Linked DNA regions of Homo sapiens: region 1 is linked to region 2. A link is a loop called in an ENCODE intact Hi-C map of the cell type or tissue named here. Cell type or tissue: Caco-2. All regions are shown on one strand. Each heading gives the region's core, and the rest is flanking DNA. Links, peaks and the distances in the headings are about the cores only.

Evidence for each region. Hi-C counts contacts between places; a loop is a spot of excess contacts. Peaks named below come from ENCODE experiments on the same cell type or tissue, not always from the same donor. Only the 100,000 strongest peaks of a DNase experiment are listed, where the experiment ranks them.
Region 1: it touches region 2 in a loop (3-fold over the local background); 5 of 110 quality-filtered maps call a loop at or near these places.

What each region holds. Positions count from the first base shown.
Region 1 is chr4:162,772,052-162,777,723 of GRCh38, reverse strand. No RefSeq gene overlaps it. Among named protein-coding and RNA genes, the nearest start is that of MIR4454, 320 kb to the left of the region's middle. In Caco-2, for the core only: no CTCF peak of the experiment used is centred there; no DNase peak of the experiment used is centred there.
Region 2 is chr4:163,030,135-163,035,806 of GRCh38, reverse strand. No RefSeq gene overlaps it. Among named protein-coding and RNA genes, the nearest start is that of MIR4454, 61 kb to the left of the region's middle. In Caco-2, for the core only: no CTCF peak of the experiment used is centred there; a DNase peak (open chromatin) is centred at 2,736.

The DNA of each region.
Region 1 (5,672 bases), core at 459-5,458, 260 kb after region 2:
CACAGAAAGCTTTAAAGTTGTTTTTACCCTTCCACTGTCTAAATAAAAATCAAGTTGAAAACAGCTGCATGCAATATCTTTTAATACACTATATAAATATGATTTGCTTGCTTTTCTCTGCAGGTATCAAGTAAATGTTAACACTACTTCATCTCATACAGAGTAACCTACGCCAATCAAGTTTTATTTCAGACAGACTGTTAAAGTCCTAAAATAGAGGTATACAAGCTCCTTTTGAAATACAAATGCTTAAGTATTTGTAAGAATTATTTAACTTCAAGAGCTCCGAAGAACTATTTGAAATAAAATCTTTAGGGATTTAAAACATAATACACTATTTGTGAATTGTCAGGTGCACATAGCTTACATTATTTAACAATTTCAAAGTATACTGTATTGTTTCTATAATTAAAATTTTGAGATGAATATACCCTAAGGTAACTGACTTTGGGAATTACATATCTCATGCCTGTGAATATACTACTGGCATGTTTAAGAGATTTGTATTAAACTTTCTAAAGTATGAGTGTTAATTTACTTAGTTTGCTATATTTAAATATAAGATATCTTGTGGCTAGCTCCTACACTAAATCTAGAGACAAATTCAAACTCATTTGTTTTGTCATTAGGTAAACAGTAATAATACAGCAGGGAGGCAAGCTATGAAGAATTATTTATAATATACATGGTTTGGGGGATTTTCTTCTAAATTATGGTGTTGGTTGTATTGAAATTTGTTAACTGGACCATAAAAGTTGTTTTGTGCACTGATGTCATTTCTGATAATAGTAATATAAACATGTTACTTATGCTTTATAGAGTGACTTTTGCCAGATAATTGTGTGTTACATAAAAAGCATGCCAAATAGCTAATGTTAAGCAGCCTTAGTGCATGTTAAGGGGCCAAGGATTAACTATATCTATATAGTCCTTTGTGGGGAAACATGAAGGACAAAGAAGTTCCAAAGTCAGTGCTTTCTAACAATGACTGAAAGAGGAACTGGGCTTTGGTCACTTGCTGCTCAGAAGCCATCACTTAAGCACTGAGCTACCCATTTGCTAATATTGTGGAGAAGTGGACAGTGAATCCCAGAAAGTAAGCAGGGAACCGATGGCTGCATTACGTTATTTTGTCTAACCACTATAATCTAAATAAACATGTTACATTTTAAGAGCTTGTGGGTCAAATTTGAGTCGTTTGAATATCTTACCAGTTGATTAACAGAGATGGGATAAGCTCTTTTTAGTTTTGATTTCTTCATTTTCTGTAGAGCTTGGTACGGTCGGTAGATAAAATAGTCCAGGGAAACAAAAGCCTTGGAACCTATAAGTTAGCTCAAAAATAGGGGCTACAAAAGTCCAAAATCTCTAGAGTCAATAGTTTTAGTTCATAAGAATTCTGACACAGTATAGCCCTTGATCTTGGACAATTAGCACATAGGAAGACATCCAATGGTTTCATGTGGCTTACACATATTATTCCAGGATTCACCACCACACAAAATGAAATGTGTACCTTCTAATTAAAGAGTTCCTCAATTTTCATTTTTATCCATCTAAATACAGGAATTATTTTAAAACAGAGATTTTAAATCAGAGATTTACTTATCATAAATATGACTGTTTAATATGGTAAATTTCAGGACGGTACAGGCTAATATATGTAAGACTAGGTCTCTGTTAATGTCCATGTCACTAAGTGTGCCTAACTTCACTGAATTTTATTGTATCTTAGTATGCCTTCTAATAAAATTTGTTTTCTTTTCCCGAGATCAAACAGTCTCTGTAAACTTCTGAGTTTACATAGACTGAGTTCCATATTCTAACTGTTGATATCTTAAGGAGTTCCCAGAGGTGGCACTACAGCCGTGTTAGAAATTAAAAAAAAAAACAAAACACACAAAATCTATGGCACCACTACTATGTATCAATGATGTATATGATATATCCACTCTAAAAAATGCATCATTCATTCAAATTATTAATTCATTCATGCTTTTTAAAAATGACATATTTAGATGCTCCGTTGAAAATATTATTCTTAACCTTTGAGATCAATTTAAAATAACACAATTTCATCTTCACAGCTCTTTCAGATAGTCGTTTTGCTGAATAACCATATTGTCTTAAATTTCACACAGAAAAACCTATAAGAGGAAGATAATTTTGTCTTGGACTTAGAAGCAGATCAATGTTAAACCTGAAGAGCAGTCAAACTAAAGTAAACTAAACTATATAGTGTAGTTGCATTTTATGGAGAAAAGCTAAACCATATAAATCCCAACTGAAGATTTTGTTAAATATTGGTCAAAGAAAGCTTTAACTGGCAGAACAGAAAATTAAATCAAATAGGTCAACATGCCCTTCAGGACAATAGCAAAGCATGTTGATGATGTGGCTTCTATGGCTAGAACAAATTGATGATCTGCAGTGTAAATTAGGATTTCACTTGTATGTATCTAATATATTTAGAGCTACTTTTGACATTACGTCTAGTTCCATTTTCCTCAGCAGTTTCATTACCAGCAAGTCTAAATCATAATCTGTATGGGATGTAACCATGGTCTCCTGGAAAACAGTGATGATTATATTTTAGACGTGATAAACTTTGAAATTCTCCACAGGGCTTACGTAGAGAAAAAAAGAAAAAATTCCAGAAGCCAGCTTTTATAGGGTGATTTGACCTAAGATAAATAAAAGAAGGGTAGGCATCAAGATTTATAGTTGTTAGTTGCAATAAGCAATGCCAGAATAGACATTCTCACCACACAATGTAGGATAGATTCAGTGTTTCATAAAAAGGCACATCAGAAAGCAGTTTAAAGAGGTTTCAGAGTGTCTGTTAAAGATGGAAAATATTATTTTTATCCTATGTGATTGAGCCCCTGTGTGTATATATCCATATATATAAATAAAATACACATATACACAGACACACATACATGCATATATACATACATAGAGACATAGAGAGTGAGTGTGTAACAGTATTAAATAAGAGAATAAAATTGTCCTTATTGAAATTGTCTGTGGAGATTCTATCCTAAATAACTGTAACTTATAAAATGGGCTAGCTTTTACTAGCTTTCAACTCACTTTAAACATCTTTCCATTTACATAAATGATGTCAATAGTTTGAGCATTTAGTTGGTAAAAATGAGATGAAAGATTTTGACAGGAAATTCTATATGACTCATTGGACAGTTGGAGAAAATTAGTAAGACAGCCAGTTCATCACAGTGCCATTTTAGATAATACAAGGAGCAGTATATTTTTAAACAATGGTGACAATGCCGGCAGATTCTAAATAAAAATTAATTAGGATTCTGCAAATTTAATAAATATGATGACAGATGACATTTATATGATATATATAGCGGACTCTAAAAAAGTAGCTTTAGAGGATATCTAGTCACAATACCAGTACATAAAGAGATTTTATCATCAAATTTAATGAATTCTTCTATGAACTCAATCAAGGACATCTAAATAATAGAAAACTACAGTACTAAGCTGTACTGACTTTTTTTTTTAAACAAGCTTTTATTGATTATCTTTTAGGTTGCTGGCGCCACGCTTCATGCTAGAATTATAACAAACAATGAGCAAGACAGACATGGTGCTTAACTTCAAGTTGCTTCTATCAGAGTATCAGATAAAGATGAATATCCAGGCAACTGCAAGGTAACACATTTGGCACTATGGTAGAGGATACATGTAATTCTGTGGGAGGAAAATATGTGAATGACAGCTTACATGCTTCCTTGAGGAATGGGCATTTTTGGGGAGATGTAAAGGATAGGTTGGAGTGACCCAGGGTAAGAGAAGGGTAGTGTCTATGTGTGCCTTCCTTAGCATTGTGGCTGATCAGGTATTCTGAATAAACATCCAGTTGTGGAACAACTGGACTCTGGATAGGCTATAACTTTTGTGTGAAGGGTAGAGAATTATGAACGAAATAGCAACTGTAAAGGCAACAGAATTCAGTGGTTTTACTCTACTCAATCGATGCTATGATTAAAAGGTAAATAAAAGCAGAAGATGATTGGCTATGAGAAGCCAAGTATAAACATTAAAGCCCTCCTTGTTTGCCTATAAAGGGGCACTCATCTCTTACAGCAGAAAAGTAGGGAAAGATCCAACAGAGGTTAAGCTCTCAATCAAGATAGGTGTGCTATGTAAAAGTCAGGGCCCTGCCTTTGAAAGAATGGGAGACCGATGCAGGTGTTGATGCATCAAATTCTTGAACGCACACACTTCCCTGAACCCTGTGAGCCTGCAGAAGTAGCCCACTTCTCTATGCTAATGGCTGGAGCTCTACTATTACCTGCAGATGATGCAGATGTCTCTCATCTGTAATATAACATGCACTCCCTCAACATCTGCCCACACACAGCCAATAAATGGGTTAAGTCACAATGTCACTCATCTGGGGATGTGCTGGATCTGCAGAAGGAGAAAAGGGACTACGGTCCTAAAAAACTAAACAAAGAGAAATTTAACTTGATTTGGGATAAAAGGTAGTTTATTAACACGAAAGGACCCTCTCCAGATGCAGGATTTAACACCCCAGAAAGGACCCTGAGAAACTATTCAAACACACTGTTAGGATATCCCAGAGATGCATGGAAAAATCATAGTCCAGACTAAGTAAGATAAAAATGCCTGATTTAGCATTACAGACTGTGGAAGAAGATAATTGAGATGTTCATGTTGGTCTGTATGTGTTAAAGTAATATGTTATGGAAGGTTGTAAAAACTCCCCAAAACTATGTTTCACTATGTCTCCTGAAGGACACATTATTTTTCAAAGTGCTGATGCATTAGCTCTGAGAGGCGCACTAGCATCATTAAGTTCAGTGGTGGCTCTGCTCTCCAGGACAGGCTGACAGAAGAAAATGCCATTGAAAGCCTGGGCTACAAAAGCAAGGAAGTTGGTTGAAGCCTCACTCCCGCCCCTTTCCTCGATAGAAGCCAGGTTTCAGCATTTAACAGTGGAGGCAATTATTGCAATGAGTGGCAAGGTCAAAGTGGCAGCCAAGAGGATTTGACCTACAGAGACTTATGGAGATAGTGGAGATGGTTAATAGTACATTGTGTCTCTCAAGCAACAAACAGGGATATTGCTCAATCTGCACACTCAAAATTAAGGAAAGATAATCAGGTTGTTGAAGACAATCCCCCTAATTAAAAACAACAACAATGAAAAATAACCCCCACAATTCCTTTGCCCTCTTTCTGGACTTGAGTTTTTTGGTTTTGGTTTTGTTTTGTTTTAACTTAGAGTCTATTGATTAAACTAGAGATGAGCTGGTTTCCCAATATGTCTGTTTTAGATGTTTTCTGGTCAGTGTAGTAACAGGGGGCTTAAGATTTGGCTATACTTTTTTATAAAGATTATTAATTAATGCACATTTTAAACTGTCTCACTTCTATCATCTGGTGACTAAAAGCTCTGAGTCTCTGTATTTCAACATCGTAGATTCTATAATCCCAAACTGACTCCTGGCTATGGAATAGGAGTAGGTGAGATCGGCTACTTGAATGCTCTCAGTTTTGTGCAGCGAGAGCCAATTAATCCTTTAGAGACTTTTAGCCTATACTCCCTTCCATTTTCCATACTGTGACTGGCTCCCCATCTCTGCTATACTTGCTGTGTCTGAGTTCGGAAT
Region 2 (5,672 bases), core at 272-5,271:
CATCTGGTCCTACTGCTGACTAATCGTATTTATTAGAGGTATAGAGAGTATGACATGGTTACCAAAACAGTGCTTCCAGCATCAGACTGTCTGGCTTTGGATTTCAGGGGTGATGTGAGGCAATTTACAAAGGGTCATTATGAAGATTTAATGAAATTATATACAGAATGTAATAGGCACATAGTAGCATGCATTAAATGATAGTTCTTATCATTAATTTGGTTTTGATGTTACTAGAAAGTTCTTTCTTATAACAAGTTGAAAACCAACTACCTGTGTTCCCCAACTTTTGTTCCTTGTTCAGACTTCTGTGTGAGCCTATATAATGGGATTTCTGGGGTATTTAAAGAAATTATCTCCATCCCTTCATTCACATCAATCTCCCTTTCAGTCCTGCAGTAGTGTCTTCAGTTTAATAACTAGAGTTTATTTTTCCAGGATGTGATATTATGGCAAACGCACTTCAGAGACTTAACGCATTAGTTGATCACAAGTCTTTAATATCTCAGTGTTATTTCATTGCATGACTCTTTACAATAGGCCCCATGACAGGATAGGAAGGGAAAAGGGCTAAATCCATAGTTTGGGCATTAGTCCTGAAGGATAGTCCTCCATTTGACTAGATGGAATTTCTCAGTGCTTTATGTTTAGCCCAAGCCCCGCTGTTCTGTACCATTGCACTTTTGATCTTGGCTGCATTTTGAAAGTTGGGCTGCACTGTCAAATATTATGTGATTAATTTTTTCTCAACTTTGACAGGCTGTCAAATCCAATCATAATAAGAATGTAGAGGATTATGCTACCTGCCCCTTTTTATTGCCATATATATGACAAAATTGAAAGGGAGGGTTAGAGTTTGAAATTGTCAGGTCAAACAATTTGATTTTGCATTTAGGGGTCTTGTAGATTTGGTCTGTTTCTGCAGCTCACACTGTCATCTGAGGCAAGGCTGCTTCCTTCATTCCCTGGATGCTTCATCTATGATAGCTCTGCTATTCTGTTTGTACTCAGAGGAGGCAGCTGCGTAGAGGCATGGGAACTGCTGTGGCTCTCTACTCATCTCTGGAAAATCTTACTTCTTTCTAGAATGTTATTCTTTAAGTGTTTTTTGGTGTTTGTTGCTTTTCATTAGCTCCATAGAAAAGTATGGTTCTTATTTTGTCCAGGTTTCTCTTATTATTGTGTTTTCACATCCTAACAACTGGAAGCAGAAGAATTTCTTTTCTTTTCTTTCTTTTCTCTTTTCTTTTTTTTCTTTCTCTTCTTTTCTTTTCTCTTTGTTTCCCCTTCCCACCCTTTCCCCTCCCCTCCCCTCCCCTCTCTTCTCTTTTTTGAGACAGGGTCTCACTCTGTTGCGCAGGTTGGAGTGCACTGGTGTGATCATGGCTTACTGCAGCCTCAACACCCTGGATTCAAGTGATCCTCCCACCTTAGCCTCCTGAGTTGCTAGGACTACAGGCATGCACCACCACGCCTGGCTAATTTTCATATTTTTATAGAGATGGGATTTCACCATGTTTCCCAGGCTGGTCTCGGACTCCTGTGCTCAAACAATCTGCCTACCTCGGCCTCCCAAAGTGCTTGGATTACAGATCTGAGCCGCTGCTCCTGGCCAGAAGACATTCTTTCATATAAGGAAAAGAAGGTTTATCAGAAAAGTGGTGTTCTGTCTCTATTGTTGGTACATTTTATGTTTATGGGAAATAAAAAATCAGAATGGAATCCTCATTGAAAGAATATTAAGGCACCCATAATTGTGTATTTCCTCATTTAATCCAAGTTGCAAAAGTGACTTTGCAAACCTATTGCTCTTTACCAAAACATGGAAAGAATCATTAAGAACTAAAAACAGTTTTAAAATGATCTTATGTTTTTTAGGTCAGCATGTGAGGTTTCACTGATGCTTTCAGTGAGATAGCTAACTAGGCTGAATGTGTTCACATCATGACTGGGCAAAGCAAAACCTGGAATCCCTCTCTGAATTTTTTTTAGATAATCTTTGCTACTGCTTGGTTATTTTAGCAGTATAAATATTTACTGATATATTTTCTTATAACCAAAATTTTGGTTCACATTCTTGAAGAAAACTCTTCTTAGGCCTTACCTTAGGGGAAGTTAGTTGACATTTGGATTATCTAAGGTGTCCTAATCAGAGACAATCTAGGGGTGGTTTGATAGCCTTTGAACACTAGTCAGAAGATCTCACTCCAAAGGCTTTAATGTAACTACCTGTAATTAACCCTAGTTGGTTGTTAATTAGCACAGTAAATACTTAAGAAAATTGTCTTAGTCCATTTGGGGATGCTATAAAAAATACCATGGACTGGGTGGCTTACAAACAACTGAAATTTATTTCTCACAGTTCTAGAGGTTGGGAAGTCTAAGACTGAAGCACCAACAGATTTGATGTCTGATGAGGACCTGCTCCTGATTCATAGACGGCTGTTTTGCCGTGTCCTCACTTGGCAGAAGCAGGGAACTCTGGTATTTTCAGGCTCTTATAAGGGCACTGATTGACAGAGCAGGAGTATCACCATCTTGGACAAGCACTGTCATTTTAAAAATCACCTTAATCAAATACCGCCTAAATCCAAAGGGCATCAGCCTAATGGCTAAGGTCAGTATGACCATAAACCACATGTAACAGCTCCAACCATAAACACTCCAAACTCCTCCTGGACCAGAGACATGCTAGCCCTGAGATAACCCCCATCTGGCCAGAAAGATGTCATCCCCAAGATAACCTCCACTCTGCCCAGAGACATTCCAACCCCGCCATAAAACTTCTCCCCCACACAGAAACATTCCAAGCTTGTAATAAGCTCCCTCACCCTAAAACCAATATGTACTCTTAGTCTGTAAAAGAAAGCCCTCCTGACTGAAATCAATCAGAAGCCCCTCTTGGGTTTTGTCTCTAAAAGTATTTGACTGTTAAGCCGCGTTTCGTTTTTCTTTCCTCTTTCTTTAACTCTTACACTGATCTCAAACTTATCACTGCCAAAAGGTCTTACCAACTGATACCGTCACACTGGGGATTAGGATCAACACATGTCAATGATTTTCACTGATGAAAGAGTTCAATTTATGTGAAATGACTAGAATTATTGTACCACCCTTTCCAAACTTTCATGAATAAGGAGTAAGAATCTAGAAAGTCAAGTAGCCTATCCCTTTCTGAATAGCCTGGTAAAATTGTGGATTACATGTGGTCTTCTGAAGGTTTCTGTCAGTTGGTTCCATCTAGAAGATTAGCTGAATTTTGTCACTACAATATTATAGTATCAGCTTGGTTGTATTCCTTATTGCTGGATTGATAAATAATAATCTTATGTATTAATGCCTACCCTGTACTTATTTCTAGTTAATAAAATAGTACTAGGAAAGGAGAGGTTGTAAGTATGTAGAGTGTTGTAGTTGACATGGCAAAATGAATGTGCACAATAAATGGAATAAAAGGAAGACTGGGCACTTCTAAATGACTGCTAAAACAGAAATGAAGAAATTCATAGACAAGCGGCTGCTTGAATTAAGCTTTAAAGATAAGTAAGCAGTCAATGAAGGAACAATAGTACAGGGCTGGCTATGGCAACAGAACAGGCGAGAGACTGTGTTATTTTCATGGAACTGAAAGTAACACAGTGTGACTGAAGAATAGGTTGTCTTCACATGAAATCATTTGTCCATCTTGTGAAAAACTTTGGTTTTATTTTCAATCATTGCAAAGTAATGGAAAGGTTTTATGCAAGGCAATAGATTGAATTTGTGCCTTAGATAGATTATTCTGATGTCGGTGGCCATTCCTGCTAGCAAAAAGATCAGCTAAAACATTGAAACAGAGACTGTTAGATGTTCACCAAACCCATTTTCTCTTTCTCTCAAACACACACTAGATTATATTCTAGCCTCTTTTTAAGGTGGATAAAACCATATAAATGAGTTCCAGCCAAAGGGAAGTAGATAGAAGTGAAATGTGTTATGTCCAGGCCTGCTGCACAAAACCCATCAACATGTAATTCTGCACGTTCTTTACTTGTAGGAAGCAATATGTGATATGATAGAACCGCTAGATGGATGTTGCCTGGGTTGTTCAGTCATTATTTGAAGGAGAACCACCTGTGACATTACAAAAACTATTTGGACATTTTGTGGGTGAAAAGTAAATTTCTGTTGTGTCAAGCCACTGAGATTTTGAGGTCAATCTCATATAGCAGATTCCTTTAAATACAACATATTATTATTATAGTTTTGTGAGGGATGACAAGATCCTGAAATACTACAGTGGTTGCGAAGACAGAAAGAAATGGTCATTGACATTAGATGTTAAGGAGATAGAAGTATGGAGGGAATGTTGACTGATTTAACGTGGAGTGAACAGAAGAACAGAGGATTACTTCTCACTTTTCATCTTGGGCAACTGGGAATATGATAAAGTAGTAACAGGAATCACTGGGTGATATAAGGTATTTTGGAAAGATAAGTATCAATATGAACCTACTGCTGTTAGGTGTAACTGTTTGGAAGATTGTTTAATTTGTTTATAATTTTTTATTCTTTCCTATTTTTTGCCGTGTGTTAATGTGGATAGAGTATACTTCTTTGCTCCATTGATTTGGGGCTTGACCATGTGGTTTTTCTTGGACCAGTGAAATGAGGGCAGGAACTTTGGTGTTCCAGTTTCAAGCAGAGGTGTTAATGGAAACCACTCCCCATAAGTGCTCTTACTCTCTAACATAAGGACATCATCATAACCCAGGAACTACTTCTTCCATCATCCCCATAGTTATTATATCTCAAAATAATCTGGAGAAGAGCTGCCACAGCTGACCCTCAGATCACATAAACAAGAAGTAGATATTTGTCCTTGTAAGTTATGTGAGTTATGCAGTGTTATTACAGAAAAAAAAATGACCTATTTGGAATAAGATAGTTGAAGCATCTAATAGAGAGCGGGGAATACTATTCTGGAGAAGAAGAAGCTGGAGATACAGATTTTGGTGTTGTAGTAGTTAAAAGTTGTTAACATGAATAAAATGACTAAGGTAAACCAGAGAAGAGAAGAATTCCAAGGATGCAAAGAACCCTAAGAGCAGCAACAATTGAAGTGTGAGCTGGGAAAATGGTTCAGATTGGAGAATGAGAATGAATAGTCATGGTTTAAGAAAAGAATCATGAAAATGCAATGTATGGATGGGGGTGGTGGCTCGCGCTTGTAATCCCAGCACTTTGGGAGGCCGAGGCTGGCAGACCACGAGGTCAGGAGTTCGAGACCAGCCTGGCCAACATGGCAAAACCCCATCTCTACTCAAAAATACAAAAATTAGCTGGGTGTGATGATGGGTGCCTGTAGTCCCAGCTACTCAGGAGGCTGAGGCAGGAGAATCGCTTGAACCCAGGAGGCGGAGGTTGCAGTGAGCCGAGATCGCACCAGTGCACTCCAGCCTGGGCAACAGAACAAGACTCTGTCTAAAAAAAAAAAAAAAAGGAAAATAAAAGAAAATGCCATGTAATGAAAATAAAGGAATGGCAGTATCTCAAGGAGGGTATTGTGGGCAATATTAAACATCACAAAAAGTTGAGGTAAAAAATGCTGAAAATAATCCTTTGAATAACAGAAATTAGAACACACTGCTAAAAGTCACACATTGTGGTACCATTTCCAATAGACTTAATAC